Linked DNA regions of Homo sapiens: region 2 is linked to region 1. Evidence: chromatin loops called from intact Hi-C (ENCODE). Cell type or tissue: GM12878. All regions are shown on one strand. Links, peaks and the distances in the headings refer to the core of each region. The heading gives the core; the rest is flanking DNA. Region 1 overlaps LINC00158 (long intergenic non-protein coding RNA 158). Region 2 has its middle 240 kb from the start of LINC00158.

The links. Hi-C counts contacts between places; a loop is a spot of excess contacts. Peaks named below come from ENCODE experiments on the same cell type or tissue, not always from the same donor. Only the 100,000 strongest peaks of a DNase experiment are listed, where the experiment ranks them.
Region 2: it touches region 1 in a loop (2.9-fold over the local background); 1 of 110 quality-filtered maps calls a loop at or near these places.

Annotation. Positions count from the first base shown.
Region 1 is chr21:25,392,150-25,400,904 of GRCh38, forward strand. The region is part of intron 4 of LINC00158 (long intergenic non-protein coding RNA 158); the gene reads right to left. Among named protein-coding and RNA genes, the nearest start is that of LINC00158, 35 kb to the right of the region's middle. In GM12878, for the core only: no CTCF peak of the experiment used is centred there; a DNase peak (open chromatin) is centred at 4,272; H3K4me3 peaks cover 611 bases; H3K27ac peaks cover 2,745 bases.
Region 2 is chr21:25,184,004-25,192,758 of GRCh38, forward strand. No RefSeq gene overlaps it. Among named protein-coding and RNA genes, the nearest start is that of LINC00158, 240 kb to the right of the region's middle. In GM12878, for the core only: no CTCF peak of the experiment used is centred there; DNase peaks (open chromatin) are centred at 2,418 and 4,878; H3K27ac peaks cover 621 bases.

The sequences.
Region 1 (8,755 bases), core at 1,613-6,612:
TAGTGCTGCAAGCCAGACTGTACCAAGGGATGTCTCAGCCATTGAAGAGGTCATGTCTGACACACCACTGGGGTCCTTGGTTTGTAGATCTCAGTGCTCTGAGGAGAGGATGGCTGAGTTGTTTTGTTTTGTTGTTTTCAGGAACCCTCAGTATTTCCCTGTTCAGGTACCTGGGGCAAACTTGGCCTTCCTCTCCTGTGCTTGCACCCATGCCAAACAGATTGGTTCTCATTTGCACAAGATATTTTCTGGTATCCTCAGGTTACCAGAATTGGGGAGGCATTTTAGGGGAACATTCTCTGTGTCTGAGTAGAGATTGCTTCCCTCCAGAGTCTGGTGATTCCTCCAAGTCTCTACCTTTTCCAGATTTGATAACAGATTTCTGGAAGTTGGACTTTGGACTACAGCCTCAACAAATGATATTATCTCATTTATTTATTTATTTATTTATTTATTTATTTTTTGAGACGGAGTTTTGGTCTGTCACCCAGGCTGGAGTGCAACGGCGTGATCTCGGCTCACTGCAGCCTCCACCTTCCAAGTTCAAGCTATTCTGCTTCAGCCTCCCAAGTAGCTGGGACTACAGGTGCATGCCACCACTCCCGGCTAGTTTTTGTATTTTTAGTAGAGACGGGGTTTCACCATGTTGGCCAGGCTAGTCTAGAACTCCTGACCTCAAATGATCCACCCACCTTGGCCTCCCAAAGGGCTGGGATTACAGGTGTGAGCCACTGTGCACAGCCTGGAATGCACTTATTTTAAAACAAATTTATTCAAAAGAAATACACTTATTTGAATCTGGGCTAAATATGATAGATGAAATGGTAATTTAGAATGTCCAAGCTCTTCTCAATAATGTAAGAAATCTCTCTTATAGCACACATTAATATTATGACTTAAAGGTCCTTTTCAAAAAACTAAACAACAAAATAAAAAAGGAAGAAATTGAGGGGAAAAGGAAGGGAAGGAGAGGAAAAAGGCAGAAGAGAAGATGGGAGGGAGAGAAGGTAGGAGGACAGAAGGGAAATAAGAAGCAAGAAGAGAAAGGAAGGAGAGAGGGATAAAATGAGGTTAAAAAAAGGAGAGAAGAAAAGTAAGAAAGAAGAAAGGGAGGAAGGAGAGAAGGAAGGAAAGAAAGAGGTAGAGAGAAAAAGGAGGGAAAAACACATCTCAAATCACGTTAATATAGTAGATGCAATGCTTTATTAATCGTGTAGAAAATTAGATCAATTAATCATTACTTTTCCAAGTGTAATTAAAATATTAAATTATTTTGCTTGCATTAATCATGGTTAGTGAAAAGCTACTAACACCACTTTTTCTGTAAATTTTTGTTAATAAATCTAGGGAAAATGCAGTTATTTGGAAAAATTAAACAAAAGCTTTTAAGCTGAAGGATTATAATTTGAAATTCTTTGCACCTGTGATTCTTCCAAAACAGCTGGAAGATGGGATCTTTGTTGCCCTCATCTTATTCTGTGTGTGCTGTATGATGCAATGATGAGGTTCTCTAGATTCTGAAGTCAAATCTGGACTCCAGAGGGGAATCTGGAATTTTCAACGTTTGCTAATAGATAACATAAATACAACTCACTCATTCAGTCTTATTGCTTAGCAACAGCAGAAAATGCATCTGGTATGTGCCTTGCCCTTAGTAGTTCAATACTCATATGTGAAAAATTATTATTTTTTGTGTTTTGGAATATTGCTAATGAACTACAGATAAGGCAGAGAGTGTAATGAAAACAAAAATAAAATGGAAATATATAAATAAAAAAACACAAATTACCATTTCTTTCTGTAAATCTTTGTACATTTGGGGGAAATCTATATTTGCAGGAATTTGGAGGAAAAATCAACATGAAACAAAGGTTTTTCAGGTGTTCATTAGAGTGTGACAGGTAGGGCTCTCTGGAAGAAACAGGGAGGTGGGGTTTGAGGTCACAGCCTATGAAGGGAAGGGAGGGGAAGCAGGATTATGCAGAAGCCACTCTGGGATGCAGGTTCCTCCAAGATGATCCATGTGCTTTGTTTCCTCAGAAAATAATACACTGGAAACACTTTGGGGCCTTTTGTTTTTTTTTTTGAGACCGAGTCTTGCTCTGTTACCCAGGCTAGAGTGCAATGGCGCAATCTTGGCTCACTGCAACCTCCACCTCCTGGGTTCAAGCAGTTCTCCTGCCTCAGCCTCCCAAGTAGCAGTGATTACAGCTCACGCCACCATGCCTGGCTAATTTTTTTTTTATTATTATTTGTTGGCTAGGCTGGTCTCGAACTCCTGATCTCAGGTGATCCACCTGCCTCGGCCTCCCAAAGTAGGGGACATTGTTTTTAAAAAGTTAAAGGATACAAAATTAAAAAGCTAGATAGGAGGAATAGGTTCTAGTGCTCTACACTACTGTAGGATGATTATATTGAATAATAATTAACAGTAGAGTTTCAAATAACTAAAAGAAGGATATTGAATGTTCCCAATATGAAGCAATGATAAATGCTTGATGACAGATATGCTAATTACCCTGATCTAAGCACCATATATTATATGTATCAAAATATCAATATGTACCCCACAAACATGTACAGTTATTGTGTGTCGATGTTAAAAAGAAAAAAGAAAAATAGTTTGGATGGATCCTCAAAATGTTCTATCTCATTCAGCTTCCATAAGTGACATTTATTAAAAGTTTTTGATTAAAAAGGAAACTTTTTATGAATTATGATTGTGACAAAGATTCTGTGCTTGACCAAACTTTGGTCCAGCTTGTGAATGTTCTCCGAGGCCTATCTGTGCACTTTCTTATAAAACACGGTTTTAGAAGAACCCTGCTAACTTTAGCAAGAACCCTCCATCCTTGATATCTGATCAGGTTCCTAACCCTCCACCATCCCCCAGATGATATCTGATCATCCTGGTCTATCCTCAGCAAGAATCTAATTAGTTCAGTTTGGCCAGAATCCTGCTTACTCCTGGTGTTATTTCTTAGCAATTTTTCATGCATGACTCCCGCCTTGCACCTTGGCTATAAATTCCCTCTTGCCAATACTGTATTTGGAATTAAGCCCAATCTTTCTCCCCACGGAAAAATCCCGCTGCAATGGTCCCCATATTATAATGGTCCTGGATAAACTGCCTGTTTATTTGAAGTATGGTAGTACTTTAAAGTGTCATTGAGTTTTTTTTCTTTAACCATTATTAGGGAAATACACCAAAATGTTAACATTGGTTGTATTTTTTCTGCTTCTATGTACTTGTCTTCATTTACCTGTTATCAAGAGTAAGCATGTATAACTCTTAAGGAAGTTATAATTATACAATAAAAACCCAACACCAAAAGGGGTGAGACAAGTGTTTATGGGGCAAAGAGTGTGAAATGAGAAAGTTTGGATCTAAAAAATTAAAAATTAACAATGGTTTATTTTGATTGACTGGAATTATAAATAATTTTATTTCCAAATTTCTTTCTTTCTTTTTTTTTTAATGGAGTCTTACTCTGTCTCCCAGGCTGGAGTGCAGTGGTGCAATTTTGGCTCACTGCAGCCTCCACCTCCCGGATTCAAGCGATTCTCCTGCCTCAGTCTCCAGAGTAGCTGGGATTACAGGCAACTGCCACCACGCCCAGCTAATTTTTGTATTTTTAGTAGAGACAGAGTTTCACCATGTTGGCCAGGCTGGTCTCAAACTCCTCACCTCAAGTGAACCGCCCTCCTCAGCCTCCCAAAGTGCTGGGGTTACAGGCATAAGCCACCGCGCCCAGCCTACTTTTCCAAATTTCTTATAGAGAGGAGTTATTACCTTTATCATGGGGAAAAAAGCAAGTCCTTCAAACACTTTTGATCTTAAAATATATTTAAAATATAAAATAATGAACCTGGTGGAGACGTTAACCTTGGGTAGCTGACACAGGTACTTCTCCAAGGAGAGAAATAAACAGTTGACATAGCTTTAAGTCTTCCTAAACTCAGGTTGCAATAGGAGCAGTACAGTTTGCTGAGAGGGACAGTGAACAGCAGTATTCGGAATAGAGGAGCGGCCTCCAGTACAATGACTAGTTAGAGGTTCTTTCGGGGATTCTCAGGGTTTCTGAAAGTGGAAATGCCTCTTCATCTGGAGCACTTTTGAAAGGGACCTCGATCTATCTTTCCTCCATGCAGGGGGCTTTCCAAACACATCATATGAAAATTACAGCAAGTGGCATCTGTCCTGTTAACATCCCTCTCCCCATGAGTCATTCAGGTGTTCATCACACCCACAGACCCTCCACTCACACCACCATCTCCCACCATCAAAATTATTCGTACCAGTGTGACTAGAGGCCTGCTGGATTCTCCCCTCATCCACTCAGAGGATGTCTCTTAGAAACCATGCCAAGCAGGGTGCGAACCATCCAACTCCAAGCAAAGCCTGTGCTGCCGCAACTCTGCCTCACGGACTCAAAGACTGTCACTGGTGGTCACAGAATTAGTCAACAGGAACTTGACTGTACTGGGGGAAGTTTTCCAGGCCTCATCTCATCTCTCAGTTCCAAAGAGCTAATCTGAGAAATAAATTAAACCTTTTACAGTATTGCTGCTGTAAAATCAAAAGGAAAATCATAAATGTTGTAGAAATTGCAATCTTGATGCCATTTAAAATGCCATATCTTTTCAGTCAACGCAATGCCTAGGTTATATTTTTCTCCTTTAAATCAAGTAGGCCACTTAAAGAGATAATCTGAATATGAATACATTCTACATTATAACACAGAAGAGATAGAGATTAAATGGATTTTTAAAATTTTAGAAACTTGGAATGAATTGATTCCATAATATATATATATCTCCTTCAGAGAATTATTTTACTTTAAAATCTCCAGTGAAAGATATTTGAAAGCCATCTTTGTTTTTATGTATATTTGAAATTTCTGATTGATTTTGCAATGTAATCTTTTAATAGTCTTAGAATATATTCCATTTTTTAAAAATCATTTCTTTTGTTTCTGAATTTAAGATGTATAATCATCTTATAATTGTATAAAATATTCTAAAAAGCATTGCAATCTAATATCTGATTTTACGGAATTAATTTTTTATTCTATACAAACAGAGTCTTAACTAATTTCAGGGAGAATGATCTGTTTGTAATTTAACCTTCAAATTAAAATCCAACTAGCTATAAGCTTTTAGATGCCTGCCTCATAGGGAATGAGATATTTATGAGGGAAGTCTAATGGTTAAGTCCTAAAGTCTTCCCTTGGAAGAAGGATAAAAGGTTTCTAATCATTGAATTTTTAAAAAATCATTAATGAAGGTATTAACTGGACTAAGGCATAAGGGGTAAAGAGTGGCCTTTAATGAGATTTGAAGACTTGTTCTAGAATATATGTTTTGCCAGAATAAAACATGTATCTTCTGATGGGATTTGGAAAGGTAGCTACCAAACCAGGGAAAAGAGTCCATTGGAGAGGGGAGAATGGAAACACTTCTACCTGGCGCATGTAGGGTACAGGTGGGTATGGAAGGCGCGATATGCGAATATAGGGTTTATCCCCAGGCGTCAAGGTACATGAGAGGTGGGAAACAGTGCTCAGCACAAGTGAGTGCCATATACTGTTTATTCTTAACAGGTCAAAAGACAACAAGAATGTATTAGGCAGCAAAGGGGTATTACATCACTCTGAGTAACACCATGTGTGTTAGAGCTGACTATTCTAGGTATATTTGTAGCCACCCTTGGTGTAAAAGATTTTTTTTAATTTATTTATTTAGGTATGGTTCATTGCCCATTTAAACTTAAAGCAAATGTAATTTTTGGCAATCTATTTCCCTAGTTTAAATTTGTCGCTGTTGATTTGGTGAGAGCCACTCACAACATAGATGAAAAGGCATATGGCCAGGCACAGAAAGACAGACACTGCATGATCTCACTGAAATGTAGAACTAAAAAAGTCGAACTTATGGAAGCAGAGATTAGAATGATGGTTACCCAGGGTTGAGGGCAGAGGGGAGAATCGGGCAAAGGATACAATATTTCAGTTACATAGAGGGAATACGTTCAAGAGATCTACTGTACAGCATGATGACTAGTTAAAAACAATGTACTGAATACTTGAAAATAGCAAAGAGAGTGGATTTTAAATTTTCTTACCACAAAAAAAGTTTACTATCAGTATGCTAATTAGCTTGATTTAGCCATTCTACAATGCATACATATTTCAAAACATCATATTTTATACCATAAATACATACAAATTTATTTTCAACTAAAAAAACTAAAATAGCATATGGGTTAACACAAATTATCATTTAAGGCGCTATTTAATTGAAGCAGTTATTTCATCTAGGCTTGAGGCATCACTGTATTCTAAAAATGAATGGTTTCAAGTTCTAGATCCACACACTGCTGGCTTAAATAAAAGTCTACATGGGGACCTTGAGTGTAACAGAAGAGCAGCAGACACAGAGGGCCTGAGGGTAAGATACAGATAGTGGGAGAGAATAAGCAGGCTGGGCCAAGGATTAGCTTTTATCCGTGACCTCCAATTACAACTGATTATCTGCGTTGTGACCACAGAAGAATGAAAATTATTTGCAGTTAGAATCAGGATCCATGAAGTTACACTTTATGTTCATATTTCTGAGTATAACATTAAATATATTTATTGCTCTTTTCTCCTACAAAAGGGGAAGTGACCCCCTTTTTAAGGACCTGCTTAAAAACATACAAAAATCCTGGGCAACTTTCTTGGTGTAGGAATTGCTTTATAGTAGTCGAACAGAAGTGATTATTCCATTGGTAATTCTGCACCCAGACAAGCTTGATATATCTATTGAGGACATATGTAAAGTAAAAAAAAAAAAAAAGTTCTCATATAGTCCTCAAAAATGCTAATTGAAATAAATTTGTACTTTCCTTGGGCTGGATTTATATTAGAACATTTAATTTCAATTAAACAGACAACCTTTAAGTCATGAGATAGCTGAATAGAACCCTCCAGCAATTATTCCCAAACAGGAGCACCAAATTGAAAAACTACTCAAGCAAAAAAGCACCTTCATAAAAGCCAAAATCAGGTGAACGATCACAGTACCTGATTCTGACATCATATCAAGGAAAGAGGCACCGATGGGGTTAGGAAAGGCAGGCCTGCCCTGTATACAGCACTTCTCCCTTACCCTCCAGCAGCAGCAAGTGGAGGGAGAATCTGTGTGCCTGGGGGAGGGAGAACAGAGTGACTGTGGAACTTTGCATTGGAACTCAGGGCTGCCTTGTCACAACGGAACACAACACAAGCCAGTGCTCACTTAGCTGAATTCTGAAGGAAACACCAACCCCAGCCAGAGAGGAACGCTGTGTCCCAGTGGTAGGAGTTTGAGACCCAGCTAGCTCTGCTACCAGCTGACTACAGGGGCCTGGGGCCCAGGATAAATTTAAAAGGCAATCAGGGCCGGGCGCAGCGGCTCACGCCTGTAATCCCAGCACTTTGGGAGGCCGAGGCGGGCGGATCACGAGGTCAGGAGATCAAGACCATCCTGGCTAACACGGTGAAACCCCGTCTCTACTAAAAATACAAAAAATTAGCCGGGCTTGGTGGCGGGCGCCTGTAGTCCCAGCTACTCAGGAGGCTGAGGCAGGAGAATGGTGTGAACCCGGGAGGCGGAGCTGGCAGTGAGCTGAGATCGCGCCCCTGCACTCAGGCCTGGGCAACAGAGAGAGGCTCCATCTCAAAAAAAAAAAAAAAAAAAAGGCAATCAGGCCACAAGGGTTTCACAAGGACATTCCTGGTGCTGTGCTGAGCTTGAAGCCACTAGGCTTGATTTACCTACAACCCAGTGAAACACCAGCTGTGGTGGCTAAGGGATTGTTTGTGTCAACCTCTCCCCCAACTCCAGGCAGCGCAGCTTTCAGCTCCAGGAAAAACTTTTTCCACTTGCAGAAAGGAGAGGGAGGAATACAGAGGACTTTGTCTTGCAACTTGGGTGCCAGCTCAGTCACAGTAAAATAAACCACAAAGCAGATTCTTAAAGCCTCTGATTCTAGGGCCCGGCTCCTGGACAGCATTTCTAAACCTGCTTGGGCCAGAAGGGAACCTGCTACTCTCAAGGTAAGGACCCGGTACTGGCAGCATTCCCCACTTGCTGATCAATCGTCCCTTAAGCCTTAAATCAGCATCCGCTGTAGCTCGGCAGTAGTTGCCACAAGCTTTGGGTGAGACCCAGTGCTGTGCTGGCCTCAGGTGTGACCCAGCATAGTCCCCGCTATGATGTCCAAGGGACTGCTCACATCACCTCTCCCCCAGCTCCAGTCAGCCCAGCACAGAGGGAGAGACTCTTTCTGTTTGGGGAAAGTGAGGAAAGATAATGACAGACTTTGCCTGGTAATCCAGATAATTTTTCTAGATCTTATTCAAGCCCACCAAGGCAGCACCTCTAGGAGTCTGTAAGAATTACTAAGGTACTGGGCTTGGAGCAACCCCTAGTGTGGATACGGATGTAGTGACCAAAGACTTAGATCACAACACTCAATTCTCTTTGAATACATGAAAAGCCTTCTCAACAAGGACAAGTCCAAACAAGCCCAGAATGTGATGATTAGAATAAATCTTCAGTTCCCAAATATCAATGAACATGCACAAGTATTTCCATAAAACACATGGAAATTAAATAATATGGTCCTGAATGACCAGTGAGTTAATGAAAAAATTAACAAGATAATTCTTAAAAATCTCTTAAAACAAATGAAAGTATCACATACACCTATGGAATACAGCAAAAGCAG
Region 2 (8,755 bases), core at 2,231-7,230, 210 kb before region 1:
CTTGACCCCAGGAGGTGGAGGTTGCAGTGAGCCGAGAGCGTGCCACTTCACTCCAGCCTAGGTGACAGAGTGAGATTCCGTCTCAAAAAAAAAAATAGAACCACAGAGAGGGATGCAGCAGTAAGCCCCCTGCCCCTGACCCCCCGTAGTAGACAGCCATCAAGGTTTAGGCCGTCACCTCTTTCTCATTTCATTTCCGATGTTATAATAACCATTAAGGGATTTGTGATTATTTCCAAGTTTGGAATCTATTCTTTTCTCCTCAACTTAGTTTTTGAAGTTAATGTCTTTTTTGACTCAATCAACTCCTGAACACTTGGGAAGGACACCATCAGACAGTTTGGTTATCTTGAGATACACATTTCAGAAATGATCCTCTTAGACTACCCAGCTGAAACAGGCAAGACTGTGGGTAAGTCTTGAATCAATTCTTTTGCCATCTATTCGATGGTCTTTGTTTCTAAGTGCCAAAGAAACCTTCAAGCTCATTCTAATCTTCATTTTGTCAGTCTAGTCCATATGACTTAAATTCTACTTTCCTTCTGCTTTGAATTTCAGTGTTTTCTTATATGGTTCTCAAATTGGCTGGGCCAAGATGCCCTGCCTACCTTTCAATCATTTCCCTTGGAAAGACCAAACGTAATCTTTTCAATGTTTAATTACCAGCTCTGCTCTCACATCGAATGCATTAATTACATGGGATTACAGCAATGAAGTCCATAGCTCTTTCCTAGAACTTTTCAGTGCTATGTCCCACCCCTACAATTGTAAAAGTGTCTTTAAGAATCAAGTTCAAGTTCACTATTGTCTCTTTGGTTCTAGTCATTAGACAGTGGCCACCTTTGTTAAAAACTTATTCCAGAGTTAGTTTCACAGACCCAGCAACTGTCTCCAGCAGGCTTGACAATCAAGGTTACAGCCTTTATTATGGCCAGATCCGCCTTGTCGCTGACAATTTGAAAGCTGATTTTTGCATCGCTGCTATTTAAAGTTCAATGAAAAACCTTGGAGGGAGGAAAATAGAATTTTGACTTCACTGACATTAACTGTCCTCAGACCCTCACCCTACCCTGCTATTTGGGCGTTCAGTTTTTCTGTTCTGTTTCTCTTTGTACTTATAACTAAAATGGTGAATTCAAAGGTTCAGAAAAATAAAGGAAAATTCTATACGTAATATTCGAAGATTTAGTATTTCTTTTTCTTCCAACTGACTTTTTAAAATCTTTTGTTCCCAAAAGCAGATATCACCAGGTTCTTTTGTGCCATGTTTAGATGAATAAAAGCTTTACTTTATAAAGACTGTTCAAACATTTTAATAAAACAAATAACAGCCAAGCAAAATACCATGGCAATGTTAGCAAAGCATTTCCTGCCAAATCCAAAAGGAGATACATTGTTCTAAGCATTGCATTTGTACATACTAAGAAGCACTGTACTAAGTTGATATCCTTTGCAGGTATCTGCTCACTTAAAGTTCAGAGATTTACAGTGTTCTTCAACCAACCCACGGCTGTAGGTAGAAATCAGCTCTGGGCCCAGTTATATGAGTTCAATGTCCCATGCGCTGATGTCTTTTCTAGAAAACTATATTTCCTAGACAGGATCAGAGAAGGAAGGCAAGAGCAGGAAGACTACAGTTTTGACTTAGGTAACATAAAGGCAAATTTTGTCTCAACCTCCACTCCACCTAAATTTCACCTAAATAAGTTGGTGCAAATTTTTTATTAATGAGAGTCTCGGCCTTTTGTCATGGCAGAGAGGAGCATGTGCTTCTCTTCATGACAATTACATGACTGCTGTCTGAAAGAGGGATGGTCTCATAAAGAAACTTCCTTCATTTTCTTGGCCGGGTGCAGTGGCTCACACCTGTAATCCTAGCACTTTGGGAGGCCGAGGCGGGTGGATTACCTGAGATCAGGAGTTCAAGACCAGCCTGGCCAACATGGTGAAACTCTGTCTCTACTAAAATACAAAAATTAGCCGGGCATGATGGCAGATGCCTGTAATCCCAGCTACTCGGAGGCTGAGATGAAATTGCTTGAACACAGGAGACAGTGGTTGCAGTGAGTGGAGATCGTACCACTGCCCTCCAGCCTGGGCAACAAGCAAGACTCTATCTCAAAAAAAAGAAAAAAAAAGAAACAAAGAAAAGAAACTTCATTCATTTTCTATTGTGTCTATCTGAATACGACATCAGTGTTTCCACTTGAGTAAGGCATTGTTAGTTTTGGTAAAATTGGACTTTTCTTGGTGGGTTGTTTTTCAAATTTGAAGAATTAATACCAAATAATCCTACACCACTTAAAGAACCAACTTATGTGTAAAACTTGCAGCAAACTGATTTTGGCAAGCCCACTGCATGCACCATTGATCATGTTCAATGTGTTACACAAGCCAAACCTTGTGCCTGCCAAGATCATAGCTGCTGGTCCTTGACCAGAATTTTTTTTTTTTTTTTTTTTTGTGCAACATGGTTAGCAGTGTATTTGAGATAATGAGAACATTCAAATCTGCTTCCTGAAGAAATACACATTATTAGTATAGACTATACAATAAAACTAGAAAGCTACCAAGTGAATCTCCTCAGGGGTTAGATTACCTATCTAATAATAGGTTCAATGTGGAGCCTTACTCTTCATTTGCATGATTTTTCTGCTACTTACATGTCTTTTTATAGTACACAAACTTCACATCAAGTTTGAGAACCTAATATAATTAAGCAAAGAGAACATTAAATTTTTGTATTAACCTAAATTTGCAAATGTAAAAACATTGACATCCTGAGCAGGAAGTATGTCAATTAAGTGATAATGATTCTAGGATTAACTGTGACATCAATATTTAAAACTAGTAAACTATTCTTTTCATAAAATCAAGATTTTATGTTCATCTACATTTGTCCTGTGAACCTTGTTAAAAGCCATTTATAATTCCACAAACAATGTATTTATCATTTTATTTTGGGTGGACCTCATGAGAGCTACCTATATCTGTATAACAATTAAAAACATTTACTTAAAATTCTAGTTTATATTACAGGTTATAGTATTATCTCTGTCTTTTTTTGTGAGTATCAAAAGAACATGCTCATACAATATACTTTATGTAGAATAATTTTCTGTATCCCTACAAGTATTTGCCTATTTTAAATATTTTTGATGTCTTGGTACAGTGGCTCACACATGTAATCTCAGCATTTCGGGAGGCTGAGGCCAGAGGATTGCTTGAGGCCTGGAATTCTAGCTAGCTTGTGCAATATAGTGAGACCCAAATTTTTGTCTCTACAAAAAATTTTTAAAAATTAACTGGGTATGGTGGTGCACACCTGTAGTCCCAGCTACTGGGGAGGCTGAGGCGGGGGTTTGGCAGGGATCACTTGAGCCCAGGGGTTTGAGGCCACAGTGAGCTATGGTTGTCCCACTGCACTCCAACCTGGGTGACAGAGTGAGACCCTGCCTCAAAAAATAGGTATTTGTGGCTTTCCTTAGCATCAATGTCTCAAAGAAAATGTTAGGTGTTTTTTTTTTTGTTTGTTTAACGTTTTATACCTTGTTTTAAAAGTGAGAGATTAAGTCAAGAATAATAGGACTCCATCCTTGTATTTCCCCCCACCTCTCTCAGAGATTGATTGAAGGGAGTTGAAAAAGGAAAAAGGGAACTTCAGAGATGAGGAAATAATAGTGGGTATAGTCATTATGGTAATAGCAAGTGAGATACCCCTCCACCCAATTCCAGTAATTCAATAGGATATTTTTTTACTTTTGCAAATAAGTCCTTAGTCACCTGTCCTAAAAGATGGTTGACCACAATTTCTGCATAAGAGGAACAGTACTTGGCTTTTCCCTTGGCAGCTCAGGCCATGGGTTACACCTGTCCTACCCACCCAGTGAGGGGGCCATTGGAGAGCACCCAGCCCAAGGACATACAAGGTTGCAATGGGATGAACGGTGGCCCTTGCAAAAAAAATATGTCCACATCCTAACCCCTGGAACCTGTGAATGTAATCTTATTTAGGAAAAGAAAAATGTATCTTTACAGATATAACTCAGTTTGGGATCTTGAGATGAGATCATCTGAGATGATCTAGGTAAGTGTTAAGTATTATAATGAATCCCTAGAAGAGACAAAAGAGAGGAAGACACAGACACAGAGAAGGTCATGTAAAGACAGAGGCAAAGACTAGAGTTATAAGGCAAGAAACATCCGGAGTCACCAGAAGCTGAAAGAAGCAAAGAAACATTCTTCACTAGAATCTTCCAAGGGATATAACTCCACCAACCACCTTGATTTTGCATTTCTGGCCTCCAGAACTGTAAAAGAATAAATTTCTGTTGTCTTAAGCCAGAAACAATTTAATTTTGTGGTAATTCTGTTACAGCAGGCCTAGGACACTAATACAAATAAGCAATCAAAACTGCCTTAAAAAAAGAGCCTTCAATAAACACTCAGCTTGTCAGGGAAGTTGGTGACTAAATTATCCCAATAAGTATGTCTCTGAGAGTTTGAAAATAAAATACAGAAAATAATGAAGATGTTCATAACTGGAAGAATACTAAGAATAAATATAAAGAGAACAATCAGAGAGAGGAGCTGAGTCAGGTTCCTGAAGAAACATAAATGGATGGGTAGGCTGAAGACAAATCAGCCAGCCAGAGCTCGACACCCCTCCCCAGCTACTGTGATGAAAATCTTTAGTTGGCATAATTCTCATTTCTAAATGCAACCTCTGATGAGTACAGTAACCTCTGGCCTTTGTAACCAAAGTCTTCTTATTAACACAATCATTCTAAAATAGCAGTATGGGGTTTTGCTGTGGTCAAAGTTTATCCATGGAGCTAAGTGCACTTCTACATATCCAGTCATAATCAGCCCTGCTCATCTCCCTAGATCACAGCTCTGATGCTTCAAACAAGCATTTTCTAGACTCAAAAGCATATGCAAAGCGGCTATTTGGAAAACCCCTCAGAATTTCCTACACATTCATTTGTGCCAAGGTGGCTGGTCCGCTCTCCTAGTGAGAACACCAGTGTGTTATCTCAGCTTCCATGAGAGCTCATTAACAGTAGCTCCTACAGGTTATAGAATTCAAAGAGTATCGACTAGTCTAAAGTCATGTCGCCTCAAAAAATGAAAATTTCATCAGCTTTGCCAATGAAATGATATTTTAGAAGATGATCAAGTACTATTTATTCAACCCTTTAGATTTTTCAAGATCATTTTTATTTCAAATTGATTGATTAGTAGACTATACTCATAACTACTTTACTAAATTATATTTTATATTTTATTGTATATTGTTTATATTATACATATATTATAAATTCTTATGTCTTTATGCAGTTTTCCAAAAAGAAAGTTAGTGAAGAAGAAAAAGTTATATAAAGAATGCCTCAAGATATATTAAAATTATTGAATATTATTTTCCCCATAAAGTCTTACATAATTAGTATCTAATAGAATTTAGTAGCAAAATAACTTGTTCGTTTCTTAAAGAAATGTCATGATTACTTTTAATAAATAAGAGAAATTTTTGTCATGTTTTCTCATCTTATCTTGATTTTAAGAAGCCTAGAGTTCAACCTAATGCTTAATTACATGTATTATTTTAGTGTGTTTCAAGAGGCCTATCTGTCATAGTGGTTAAGCTCAATTTTGGACTCTGACATAGCTATACTTAAATCCTGACTCTGCCAACAGACAGTTACATGACATTGGGCAAAACATTTAATCTCTCTGGACTCCAGTTTTCCTATCTATGAAGTGGAGATAAAAATAGCACTTACTTCTGCGCGTTCTTGTAAAGAACAAATTAGATAATGCATATAAAACACTTAGAAACTGGCTTGACTCTAGTATCAACATAATACAGTTATATCTGTATTTCTGCTTTGATACCTTTATTCTAAACAACTTTTTTTATAAACAGGTAAAATACGAATATAAACACAAGACATAGGAAAGGAATACTAAATTTAAAAAGAACCCGAACGGCTTAGAGAAACAGATTAATAAATGCAACTGCTGACTTTAAAAGTCTGCACTGAATTTCTGAGCTTTCTTTTTATTCCTCCTTTAAGATATATTTATTAGTGGTTAGATAAGTTAGAACAAAGGCAGAAAAAAATGTGGCATTTGGGACATCATAAAGTGATGCTTGGTCACAAAGGTGAAAACTGGCAATTTCCCCTTATTGGTAGAGATGGAAATTAATCTTATTAGTCTGTCACAGGAGTGTTATTTTCAATGTGCCCCAAAGTACTGGTCCAATTCTTTTTGCTCCAACATAAATCCCATTTTTAGAATGATAGGATAGCTACTCAAAATGAGGGAAGCACTCATTCAAAAGATAAAGCAAAATTAGAGAGATGTGGAGAAGAATATCTAAAGAAGATTCAGTCAGGCATCAAGCCTGAGTAAATCTAAATGATATGTTTTGAATCAAGGATTAGCCAATATACAGTTGTGCCTGAATACTTGTGGACTAGAAAAAGAAAGACTTTGCAAAATGAAATTAGGAGGCGATCAATAAAAATATTTGTGGCATGAGAACTGTCTTCTATTCTAAAATGCAAACCTAAATAAAATCATATTACAACTGGAAAAAGGTTTGGGAAACTTCTAAAGCTTCATTTAGAGCTCTGTCATTAATTTATTTAATTCACCATAGTGTCAAGAGCTACAAATCCCAACACTATTTCTTTTTTTTTTTTTTTTTTTTTTGAGACAGAATCTTGCTCTTTCACCCAGGCTAGAGTGCAGTGGTATGATCTCAGCTCACTGCAACGATCACCTCCCAGGTTCAAGCGATTCTCCTGCCTCAGCCTCCTGAGTATCTGGGATTACAGGTGCCCACCACCACACCTGTCTAATTTTTGTATTTTTAGTAGAGACGGGGTTTCACCAACCTGGCCAGGCTGGTCTCGAACTCCTGACCTCGTGGTCCACCTGCCTCGGCCTGACTTCTAGCTCAATAAAAAATAAATCCAGAAGCCACAGGCATATGCAGATCTTTTAATTGCTAGGTAATTATTCGAGTATGAGATGTACTTTCAATCAGCTCTATCTGTCAAGAACTCTCTTCTGTTGTCCTATCAAAATCTTTACTCAGGACTCATTGCATTGATTGATGCAAAGAGATTATTAACATTACTTTTAAGTTTACAAATATGAAGAGTAATTATTTTTTAGCCTACAAAGTTAAGCTTATATTTCAAAATCTCCTTAACAAAGGGCCACAGATTCTGAGTTCTGTCTTCATCTAATCCAGTCAGCAGTGATTTTCAGAATGTCTGAGATCCCACAGATGAAAATAAAATGACTCATGTTCTACCTGGCTGCATTGGTCATTGCCTTTTTCCATATATCAGTCATCATAACTGAGATCAGAGCAGTAAGAAATCTTGCCTTAATGTTCCCCCATTTGAGTCAGAGTAAAAAATCAGGGCTTCCACTGAAAATATCAATTATTCAGGTGATGTGTTTTATTGTCTATTATATATTAAGTTACTGTTTTTTTTTTAGAGATAAGATTTTTCCCTGATGTCACGGCATGCCATAGGTATGTCTCTGAGAGTTTGAAAATAGAATATAGAAAATAATCAAGATGTTCATAACTGGAGGAATCCTGAGAATAAATATGAAGAGAAGAGTCATAGAGAGAAGAAACAGAAACCTGGAGTGTAGTGGCAAGATCATAACTTGCATAGCTTCGAACTGTTAGTCTCAAATGATCCTCTCATCTTCGCTTCCAAGTAGCTGGGAGTACAGGTCCATGCCGCCATCCTGGCTAAGTTTTGTTTGTTTGTTCGTTTGTTTCTAGAGAGATGGAGTCTTGCTATGTTGCCCAGGCTTGTCTCAAACCCCTGTCCTTGAGCAATCCTTCTACCTCAGCCTCCCAAAGTGTTTGGATTACACAGGCTTGAGCCGCCATACCTGGCCTAAATTTTATGCTATGAAGAGTGACTCCCCCATCGCCACTCACATGGTTGAGAATAAATTGGTATGACAGGAATTTCACAGATATTTGTAATAAGCAGGAGTTTCTCTAATCATAGAAAAATTCCCTAAGTCTGGTAGACTGCAAAATGTCTCCACAAAGATGTTCATATCATAATACCCAGAATCTGTGAATGTTACATTGCATGGCAAAAAGGATTTTACGAATATGACTAAATTAAGGATCTGGACATGAGAAGTTTATCTTGTATTAAATGGATGTGCCCAATATAATCGCAAGGGTCCATTTAAAAGGGAGGCAGTAGAGTTAGATTCAAAAAAGGCTAAGTGATAACAGCAGAGAGAGAAATTAGAAGATGCTAAACCACTGGCTTTGAAGACCAAAAGTGGGACCACAAGCCACGGAATGCAGGTGGCCTCTAAGCTACCAAGGGCAAGGAAACTAATTTTCCGCTAGAACTTCCAGAAGGAATGCGCTCTGCCAAAAATGGGGTGTTTGCTCAGCAAGACCATTTTGAACTTCTGATTTCTAGAGTATAAATTTGTGTTGTTTTCATTTGAGTTTATGAATAATGAGTTTATGGCAATTTGAGTTATGGCAATTTGTCACAGCAGCCATAGGAAATGAATGCGCTAAGTTATTTCAAATTTACTGTATTTTTATTCATATTTGTGTATGTAGTCCATGCAGGTGTAAAAAGGTGATACATAAGCAGGGGCAGACCCCAAGCAGCCTCCATTGGGTAAACACTGCTCTTTACTGGTTCTTCATACCTACATAACACAATCTGCTTCAGTT